2 separate regions of the Homo sapiens genome follow, and region 2 is linked to region 1. A link is a contact called in ENCODE Hi-C or POLR2A ChIA-PET data. All regions are on one chromosome and are shown on one strand. The core of a region is the stretch at or near the end of the contact, and the rest is flanking DNA. Distances in the headings are between cores, read along the strand shown.

Region 1 (5,350 bases), core at 1,484-3,983:
TCTCACACCAGTTAGAATGGCGATCATTAAAAAGTCAGGAAACAACAGATGCTGGAGAGGATGTGGAGAAATAGGAATGCTTTTACAGTGTTGGTGGGAGTGTAAACTAGTTCAACCATTGTGAAAGACAGCGTGGCGATTCCTCAAGGATCTAGAACTAGAAATACCATTTGACCCAGTGATCCCATTACTGGGTATATACCCAAAGGATTTTAAATCATGCCACTCTAAAGACATATGCACATGTATGTTTATTGAGGCACTGTTCACAATAGCAAAGACTTGGAAGCAACCCAGATGTCCATCAGTGATAGACTGGATTAAGAAAATGTGACAAATATACACCATGGAATACTATGCAGCCATAAAAAGGATGAGTTTATGTCCTTTGCAGGGACGTGGATGAAGCTGGAGACCATTATTCTGAGCAAACTATCACAAGGACAGAAAACCAAACACTGCAAGTTCTCACTCATAGGTGAGAATTGAACAATGAGAACACTTGGAGACAGGATGGGGAACATCACACACCAGGACCTGTCGCAGGGTGGGGGTAGGGGGGAGGGATAGCATTAGGAGAAATACCTAATGTAAATGACAAATTAATGGGTGCAGCAAACCAACATGGCACATGTTTACCTATGTAACCTGCTCGTTGTGCCCATGTACCCTAGAACTTAAAGTATAATAAAAAAATACAAAATTAAACAAAAACAAACAAAAAAAGAATATCTGAGGTTCCAGTTAACTGTAATTATTCATGTTAAAATTAGCCTTACCGTATAAGGTATCATTTTTCACTATTTTTAGCAGTATCCTCTATATTTACCTCCACATCTAAATAATATGTTCATAATCCTATTTCTTGATTTGATAATTTTATACTTTATCTGTTGACTTCCTGTTATGGCAAATAAGGATTTATTTAGTTTTTTGTAGTTTTCCCCCTCCTCTCATCCTTCCAGTAGAGTTCTATCACAATATTTTGCTAAATCAATTACTCTGTGTTTATGTTATTAATACTATAAAAATATTGTTCCCTGCAAAGCTAAATAAACCTGTGCTTATATACCTTTTATTATATATTTAATATTTTTTTCCTAAGATTAATAATTGCCTGGTTTGTTTATTGGTTCATTTTCTATGTATCTACTCTTAATTTTTAAATATGCTCTACTAAATCTGTTATACGCCTACTAATATAATTTTCAGGTATTCAAAACAAAGATATTTTGCCCATTTCATCTGGAAACCTATGCCCTCTTCATCCATTTGCTCTGATTTGAACTGGTTATTTTCTGAAGTCAGCTATGCAGTTGACATTCTGGATCTTGCCCTTGACCTTTCTTTCTCACACTATATCCAGTCTGCAGGCAAATATGCTGCCTTTACCTTCAAAATGTATCTGGAGTCTGATCCCATCTCTTTTTTTTTTCTTTTTTTTTTTTGAGATGGAGTCTCACTCTGTTGCCCAGGCTGGAATGCAGTGGTGCGATCTCAGCTCACTGCAACCTCTGCCTCCCAGGTTCAAGTGATTCTCCTGCCTCAGCCTCCCAAGTACCTAGGATTACAGACATGCACCACCACACCCGTTACAGAAATGCACACCTAATTTTTGTATTTTTAGTAGAGACAGGGTTTCCCCATGTTGGTCAGGCTAGTCTCAAACTCCCAACCTCAGATGAGCCACCACCTGGGCCTCCCAAAGTGCTGGGATTACAGGTGAGAGCCACCACACCCAGCCTGATCCCATCTTGACCTCCTCTGCTACCATCCTGCCCAAGCCACCATCATCTCTCTTAAACACTGAAATAGCCTGCTTAACTCTTCCACCCATTCCCCCTTTCAGCTAAAAATATAGCACAGATCATGTCTCATATATTTATTAGTTAAGTGCAAGTAACAAAAGGAACCATATGCCATTTGGGAAATGTTTGTTTCTTTTTCTAAGTGTGTATGTAGGGTAAGGGTTTCGGGCGAAAGTTGGTGGTGGTGGTGAACAGATTACGGGTATGGGAATTCTATATACATTCTCACTGATTGGCCTGTAGCAGATCAATGTTATGGAAAACAGAAAAAAATTTTAACATTTCCACAATAAGTACTTACTATGCATTGTGAGGTTAAAGAAGTAGAAGAAGATTCTTGCTTGTGAAAATTTACAAATTTCTGTAGGAGATAAAACATGTACATATTCCACACCGAAAGAACAAAACAATATTTGATTATATGTAGAAACTAGTATTATAGACTCCTTAGAAATTCAGAGAGAGAATGCAACATTTTGGCTGACTAATAATATATTAAAAGCAGGATTTGAGTTTGAATTTAAAATATGGGTGATATTAATATTTTACTTCCAGTGACTGCAAGGAGAATTTTGGACTGAGATAATGATGATGACATTAAAGGTATGCAACAGGAAGTTTTATTAGGGTTCTCCAGGTAAATGAAAAACAATAAGAAATGTAAATATTAATAGATTAGATAGAGAAGAGAGTTATTATAGGAATTGGCTCACATTACTTTGGAGACTGAGAAATTCCATGATACGCCATCTACAAGCTGGAAAGCCAGGGAAGCTGGTAGCATCGTTCAGTCCAAGTCCAAAGTCCTGAGAACTTCAGGCAGTAAGGGGATGCTGGATTAAGTCCCAGTGTTCAAAGATCAGAGAACCTGGAGTTTTGATGTGCCAGGGCAGGAGAAGATGAGTGTCTCAGCTCCAGAAGAGCGAGCAGATTCAGCTTTCTCTTGCCCTTTTGTTCTATCCAGGCCCTCAGCCAATTGGATGTTGCTTATCCATGGGGGAGGGTGGATCTTCCTTACTGAGTCCACTAATTCAAATGCCAATCTCTTCCAGAAACAGCTGCACAGACATACTTAGGAATAATGCTTTACCAGTTATTACCAGCTGGGTATCCCTTAACTCAGTCAAGCTGGCATCGAAAATTAACCATCACAGAAATCTACACCCAATTTAAAGAGAATGTGGACCAGGACAATTTGATATGTAAGATTTGTGCCAAGGAGTAGCTGAAAATAAGATGAAATGGATAGATAGGTTTTTATTCATGTTCAATATCTAGTAGATCAGTTCCGCTTATCTTATTGATTTAATTAACCTTTGATATATCATGGGCAATTATAATAGTTCTCAGCTAACCCAAGAAAATAGATTTATTATTACCTCCTTCTTATAGATGAGGAAACTTGAGGCCCAAGGACGTTAAATAACTTGCCTAAGGTCAAAAGACTAAGGATGTGGTGTAGTTAATATCTGAACCTATGCAATCTCATTTCTGAGCCTATGCTCTTAAACACTGCCTTTACTGGCTTTCCTTGTCTATCATATATGTTACAAATATCTTTTCAATTTCTCATTCATAATTTTAATTTTGTATATGGTCTTTCTTACTGGATGATATTTAAAATTTTATGTGAGGCCAGGTGCAGTGGCTCATGCCTATAATGCCAGAACTTTGAGAGACCGAGGCAGGAGGATCACTTAAGCCCAGGAGTTCAAAGTTGCAGTGATTCATTGGGGCCTGTCAGGAGGGGCGGGGTAGGGGGAGGGAGAGCATCAGGAAAAATAGCTAATGCGTGCTGGGCTTAATACCTAGGCAGTGGGTTGATAGGTACAGAAAACCACAATGGCACACATTTACCTACGTAACAAACCGGCACATCCTGCACATGTATCCTGGAACTTAAAATAAAATAACAGACAAACAAAAGTTGCAGTGACATGATTGTGCCACTGCACTCAAGCCTAGGCAGCAGAGCAAGACTCTGTCTCTAAAATAAATTAAAATTTAAAAAATCACAAAATTTTATGTAATCAAAGTTTCAATATTTTTCTTAATTTTATTTAGTTTTGTTTCATAAGAAAGGCTTAGTATAAAGAATAATAAAACATTTCCTATTATATTTTCTTTTGAATTTTTAACTTTTATTTTTAACTTTATGATAATTAATCATGAATCTTTTATTGTATTTGTCTATGGCCTGAAGTAGAGATCTAATTTTACTTTTCTTCCAAATGGCTAGCCAATTATCCTCAAAATATGTCCTTTTTTAAATGACTTGACATGCCACCTTGATACAGTAGATGTTTAGAAATTTGCCAGTTGCTGGACATTCTACCAATAAGTGTTTCATTCTGGTTAAGAAGAATTCTTTTAAAAGTGTAACCCTGGAAGGAATATTAGTTAGAAACACTGTAATGTAAATTAGTTAGATAATACTGGGTATCTATTGATACCCAGCTGAGATAAATGTAGCTAAAAATAGTAATTTTGGCTCTGGAGGTCAAATCTTCCTGGGGACAAGGAAGTTAAAAGTAGAAAAGTTAATTTTTAATGTGGCATGAATGAGAGAAACTATTGTCTTCTTCACAACTGTTGTCATTGACAAAAAGCTCTCGCATTTTTTGATGACAATTACTGAAGTATTATCTGGCACCAATTGAAATAATACGGACTTATAATATGGCTTTTTAGTAAGCAAATCACTCCAAATTTTTCTAATATTTTTCAGCTTTAAACCAATGAAAAAGCCATAAAAATAGCCACAAGGATAAATAGTCCAATGAAGGCTCTTTCTTTGTAAATGTGAAACTAAGATCGATTTTGGGAGAAAATGTCAAATCTTTTCATTTCCTCTGGGGACAGCATTATGCAGGTATGTTAGTAGTCTTTCTGTAGAGTATCAGGAAATCCATCTGCAAATAATGAATAATTTCCTCCCATTTCACTATGTGCATGCTCTGAACAATTAATGTCCTTACTTGCCTTCACAATGGTTCAGTGTGATCTAACACAGATTGAGCCATCTGTCTGTGTTTTCTTCCATTTGCAACATTTGTTCTTCCTGCTGATCTGACTGCTTCTTTTCTCTGCTTTCTGATTCAGATTGAGCAAGCTTTCCCAGAAATGTACTTGTTAGCCAGAAGCAAGTCTCTTGGACTACAGAAATGTAAAATATTCTCCTACTATATTCATCCTGTTAGTAATGTTTTTAAAAACCTTTTTTAAAAAAGTATATTGCCTGGAAAGCATACTAGGTTCTTACAGAATTTTTAACCTCTTGGCAAAATCAAATATATGTAAATCTAAAATCACGTTTGGAAGAAATAAATACAATTTTCTGTAAATGTGGTCCTAAGGATCATTAGTGTCTTGTTCTAGTGAAGTTCCAACATTCCTTCTTAAGAAGAGCATCTCAGTACATCCAACTGGAATCAGCTGGCTTCCTCTTGAAGTACATTCTTTTCATGTTCCCTCAGTGAAAGTCTTTTGGTGATAAATCCTGTTTTCAATTTTTTTTGGATAGTGTCTTTATTTTATTTTCC
Region 2 (4,822 bases), core at 1,507-4,006, 190 kb before region 1:
AAACAACTGTTGCCAAGATCTGAACTGGCACTGGAAAAAAAATGATTATTTTCAGGGGAGAGAGAGATAAAGAAAAGAGAGAGGAGAAATTTTAGTATTACATAAAGCATTGGGATTGCTTCTAGGTAATTTAAAAATCAACGTCCCAATGATTTCAATTTACTTTTTCTGCCAGATACTTCAAACTGCCTGAAAATTGTGAAGCAGTCTTTTTGTAATAAATTATAATTTGTCCTTGTCTTGATTAGATATTAGCCATTTATTAATGTGTGTGTGCATATATATGTATATATAGATATGAAATTTATTAGTGCTTGAACCACTATCTTAAAATAATTAGCAACGTTTCACCAACTATAACAACTTCTAAATGATGAACTGCCATATAATTTCTAAATCATTACTACTGGTTGGCACTCATCTTTGACATTATTGATTTAATTCTAAAAAAAAAAATGTTTCTAAAACCCTGAGATTTCTTTTTAAATTCCTGAGCATTAAGAGGATCAAGTTACAACATTTGTCTTTGAGACGTTATCACCTCTTCAAGATCTTTAACATTATACTCCAAATTCTATATTCTTAGTCCTATATTTACTGCTTATGTATTATTGATATTTTTTAAGGTAAATCAATATTCATTTGTCGACAGGAGCATTTTTTTTTTGAGAGGAGTCATTCATATTTTTAAAAAGAAATATTTTCTAAATGTCTCAAATTCAAGAATTTACTGTTCAGGAGGTAAGACCACAAGTTTTATTGCAGAGTGACGGTAAGCTGTTTTAAATACTATTATAATATTAATGTAGAATTTTTTTCTTTTGGATTAATATAAATATATCTTGTTAGAGTTAACAGAAAGTTTTCCTGTGAACACAAGATGCATTCCCTTTTGGACTGTTTTTCTGCTTGATCCCTCAAAAAAAGGAAAAATGTCAGTAACTTTTAAAAAGATACATACCTTTGATAGTTAAGCAACAAGGAGAGCAGAAAAGATCAAGGGAAGTAGAAACGGAACCAGAACCAGGTGCACTACAAAGCTCAATTAGTTCACAGGCTAAGGACACTGCTTTTTATAAGTTATTTTTCTCCATTGGGAACAGTTTTCTGAGACTTCCTCTCTCTGCTCTCCATCCCGGGAGTCCTAACCAGGTTTTATCTTTTTTTTTTTTCTTTTTCTTTTTCTTCTTGCTTGCTTTCGAGACCAATAGAAGTTGTCAGAGAAGTCATATTAGGTACATTTCACTGAAGGTTTTCTATTTTCAGCAAGTTTTACTGTTCTCCAGACGACTCCTGACTGTCCCTAAACACAAAGGGTAACTAGGCTCCCTGTAGACTCTTTTGAGAATCTATTTCATGAAAACTAGGAGCCCTCTGTACTTCCCAAAATGGACCCGCAATATTCCACATTTGATTCCGGGTCGTTTGTCAAGCCACAAAAGCTTATCTTTGAACCCCAAGTTGAAAATGCCTATGTAGAGCGAAAAGGTGAGGAACTCTCTCACAACTTTCGAGAGTCCCCTCGACCTTTCAAGGAAGGTCATTCCATCTGAGTTCTAGATGAGACCAGCTGAAGCTCGGACCTTGACCGTGAGCTGGAGTAGGTGGATCCCCGCTAACCACTGGCTTTAAATGGAGGAAAAGTTAACTTTCTTGGCTCCTTGCACTTCTCCAAACCCAGTCCGGTAGGCGCAGGACCCGGACTGGGTCGAGGCCTCAAAATCTGAGACCAGGCAAGACAGGTTTTAAAGTAAGCCTCTGGGCACCACTGGTCGCCGCGCGTAAACCCACCTGAAAAGACCGGAGCCCTGGGGCTCCCTGATGTAGTCATTCCTGGTTTGAGCACAGCCTGCGCCACCTGGTCTCCTCCTAGCAATGCGAGCACACGCCGAACCCTCCCCGCGCGGAGTCTAACACCGACGCTGCCTCCAAACCTCCCTCGCGGGGAGCCCCTGGGTGCGCGGGGCGTTCTTACCTTGGGGTTGGTCAGGAGCTGGTGCTCGTCGCTGTGCAGCAGCGCCCTAGAGTTGGACTCAGAGTTGTTCACGTAGACCTGGACGCAGGGGTACTGCGAGGTGCCCCTGCAGTCGGCGCCACAGGTGAAGGTGCACTCGAACACCTCGCCGATCTGCTGCACCGACAGCACCGTGCAATTGGCCTCCGTGGCTTGCAGATCCTGCAGCGCGGGACTCAGCCAGCAGAAGCCGAAGATGAAGAGCGACACGACGCCGGAGATGATGAGAAACAAGCCGAGCCGGATGCTCTTGTCCTCGGCTTCCGTGTACTCGTAAGCCACCCGGAGCTTCGCCATCGCCCCCCACTCTCGGCGGCTGGCGTGCTCCCCCCGCCCCCTCCCGCCCCCGGCGCCGAGCCCGACTGCCTCGGGCGGGAGGAGCCGCCGCCGCCACCGCCGCCGCCGCGCGACAGCAGGGGAGTGGGCGGCGAGGGGGAGCGCGCGAGAACAAAGGGGCCGAGGCCAGCGACGCCCCCGGCGGCGGCGGCGGCAGCGCCCCCCAGCCCCCCAGCCGCCGCCTGGGCCCCGCGGTGCAGCAGCCGCTTCAGAGCCTCCTGCACCCTCGGGCGCGGGGAGCGCACGGACCGCTCCAGCTTCCAGCGCCCCCTGCCAGCCTCCGCCCCCGCACTCTCCCCGCCTCCCCCACCCCGCCTCCTCTCGTCGGGTGTCTCTCTGTCTCCATCGCCCGCTGGCCGCTACTCCGCTGACTCGCCCGGCAGCTGCCCCAAGGCTAGGAGTGTCTGAGCTGGGGCGAGCCCGGGGGCTCCCCCGTGCAGGAGGAGGCTCCGCCCCGCCCCGTCCGCAGCAGACCCGGGCCCTTCCGCCCCGCCCCGCTCCGCCCCGCCCCGCCCGGGGGCGTCTCCTTTGGGCGAGGGGCTGACGGGCACAAGCGACAGCGGCGACTTGCAATCGGAATCTTCGCTCACTCCCCTTAGAGGGACGTCCGAGATGAAAGATTAAGATCAATTTAGCTTAACCGGAGGGAAGTTAAAATAATAATAATAATAAGAGGGGAGGGTGGAGTTCAAGTGGAGCGGCGGGAATCTTGAACTCCAAACGAGTACTGGTCACCTGCAGGGAGAGCGGCCAGGCTCCGGGCGCACCCCGGGAAGCGGGCACGGGTGGCGGTGTGGGAGGACACGAGCCGCCCAGGCCGGGCGGATCGAGGTGAAAGCCCCAGGCTAGCGGTGTGCGCTGGGAGGTCCCCGGGGACGACTGAATCGCAGGTTCCCATGCCACGGGCGGGCTGGCGCGCGGTGGTGCCGGAGGCGTGACCCAGCCGCGCCCACGCCGCCAGCGGCTGCGCCCAAGGGAGCGCAGTAACCGTCCAGTCCCAGGACTTGGGCCTCCTAACCGTCTTGGCGCAGACCCGCGCCCCCTGACCCTGCTGAGGCCGGGAGGGCTGCAGGATTGGAGTTAAACAAGCTGAGTCAGGTGGAGTTTGCTGTGGAGGCAATGTGCGTGGGGGCAGGAGGCTGGACGAAGGAAACTTGCTGCTTAGGTCGTCGGTGACCCTTGTGGCAACTTAGGTCTCTGGCAGCCGAGTTGACCCCAACTTGATTTGCCCCCATGGCTGGGGCTGACTGAGACCAAAGGAAAAAGGTGGAGAGCTTTGCAGCCTGGAAAGAAATACCACTTTACCCATCAGAAAAGTACTCTTGCTTTGGGGCTCGCAAGAACAGAATCATTTCTGTCGTTTCCCTCCTTAGGAGTCTTGCCACCCCTGACCCGCCCCAGGATTTGTAGATGAGGTTTCCAGGAGCGCTGCTTAAAGCGACAGCGCCGGGCAGACCCACTTTGGGACAGGTACTGTTTCTAGACCTGTGTTCTGCTCTTAATTCTTGCCGTTGCTCCCTCCTCCCCCAATTACGCTAACAATGCTTCAGCCTCTATTGTTTTCGCGACCTTTTTAAAGTTAGAATGACCTTTTCCCAAACTACACTTTTATCATAAAATCAAACTTGAGAACTATTTATATGTACATTTCGAAGAATAAAATCAGAATATTAACTTCCTTGCAAACTACATAAACTTTTTTTGTTTGCTTGTAAGTCTCAAATGAATAAACTCTTAATTATGTTCCTGATGAATACGGAAACATGGAATCATGGAATTCTTGACTTCTCTTTCCTGGACTTCAAATGTTACTTAACTGGTATTGAGTACCTTTCGACTGCAGTTCTGATAACGTTATTTTGAAGCACTACATTATGACAGGTAACAAGTATTTCCCAGCAATGGGCAAATTAATTACAGGAAGATCCTAAGTGTCTTTTTCTCAATAAATTAAGAAGATGTAGAGTTTGAAAAACGTCCAAATTAGGAAGATGCTTTGTTCTCTAATACCTTTCAGGTTTTGAGATTTTCTTTTTTTAATTTAAATGTAAGAATTGTATTCTTTTCCTGTTAGCATAAAGACAATTGTGATTACATTGCTTAAAAGTGAGTTTAATAATTGAAATAGCATAACCGAAAATCACAAATCTTCAATCTGAATCTTTTTCCTATTGCAGGAAAAATAAAAAACATAGGAAATAATCTTTTTTTTCTATTGTTATAATCTTCTTTTCCAAGAAAGGAAAAGCTATGTCTAAGATCTGAAGCAATGATGAACAAATAACAAGATACAATTATTCTAGCTCAGTATGTTGAGGAACTGAAATGAGGCAGAATTAATTCCTATTAATGCACAGCAGTTGGGGGACTACCAATAATTTAATGAATATGGTTCGTTTTTCAATGATTCCAGAGCTCAAAGTCTTCTGTGAATGAAACCTCTGCCTCAAAACTGAAGTACGGTGGTCTAAG

The links. Hi-C counts contacts between places; a loop is a spot of excess contacts on that map. ChIA-PET counts read pairs that join two places held with the same protein, here RNA polymerase II (POLR2A). Pooled maps may share reads with other maps.
Region 2: a loop to region 1 is called in a map of dorsolateral prefrontal cortex, with 2.1 times the contacts of the local background. The contact joins the promoter of KCNMB4 here to the promoter of LINC02821 in region 1. A Hi-C loop is called at or near these places in 2 of 168 maps with a recorded cell type or tissue (both dorsolateral prefrontal cortex) and 1 of 50 pooled maps. POLR2A ChIA-PET finds 5 or more read pairs at or near these places in 1 of 52 experiments (HEK293T).

The regions. Positions count from the first base shown.
Region 1 is chr12:70,177,710-70,183,059 of GRCh38, reverse strand. It overlaps LINC02821 (long intergenic non-protein coding RNA 2821), which reads right to left and starts at 2,733. Exons shown (of 3, transcript XR_945070.3): 1 at 2,522-2,733; 2 at 2,110-2,169.
Region 2 is chr12:70,364,224-70,369,045 of GRCh38, reverse strand. KCNMB4 (potassium calcium-activated channel subfamily M regulatory beta subunit 4) reads right to left here and starts at 2,756. Exons shown (of 3, transcript NM_014505.6): 1 at 1,976-2,756. The coding sequence starts at 2,311. RefSeq lists a silencer at 2,701-2,940.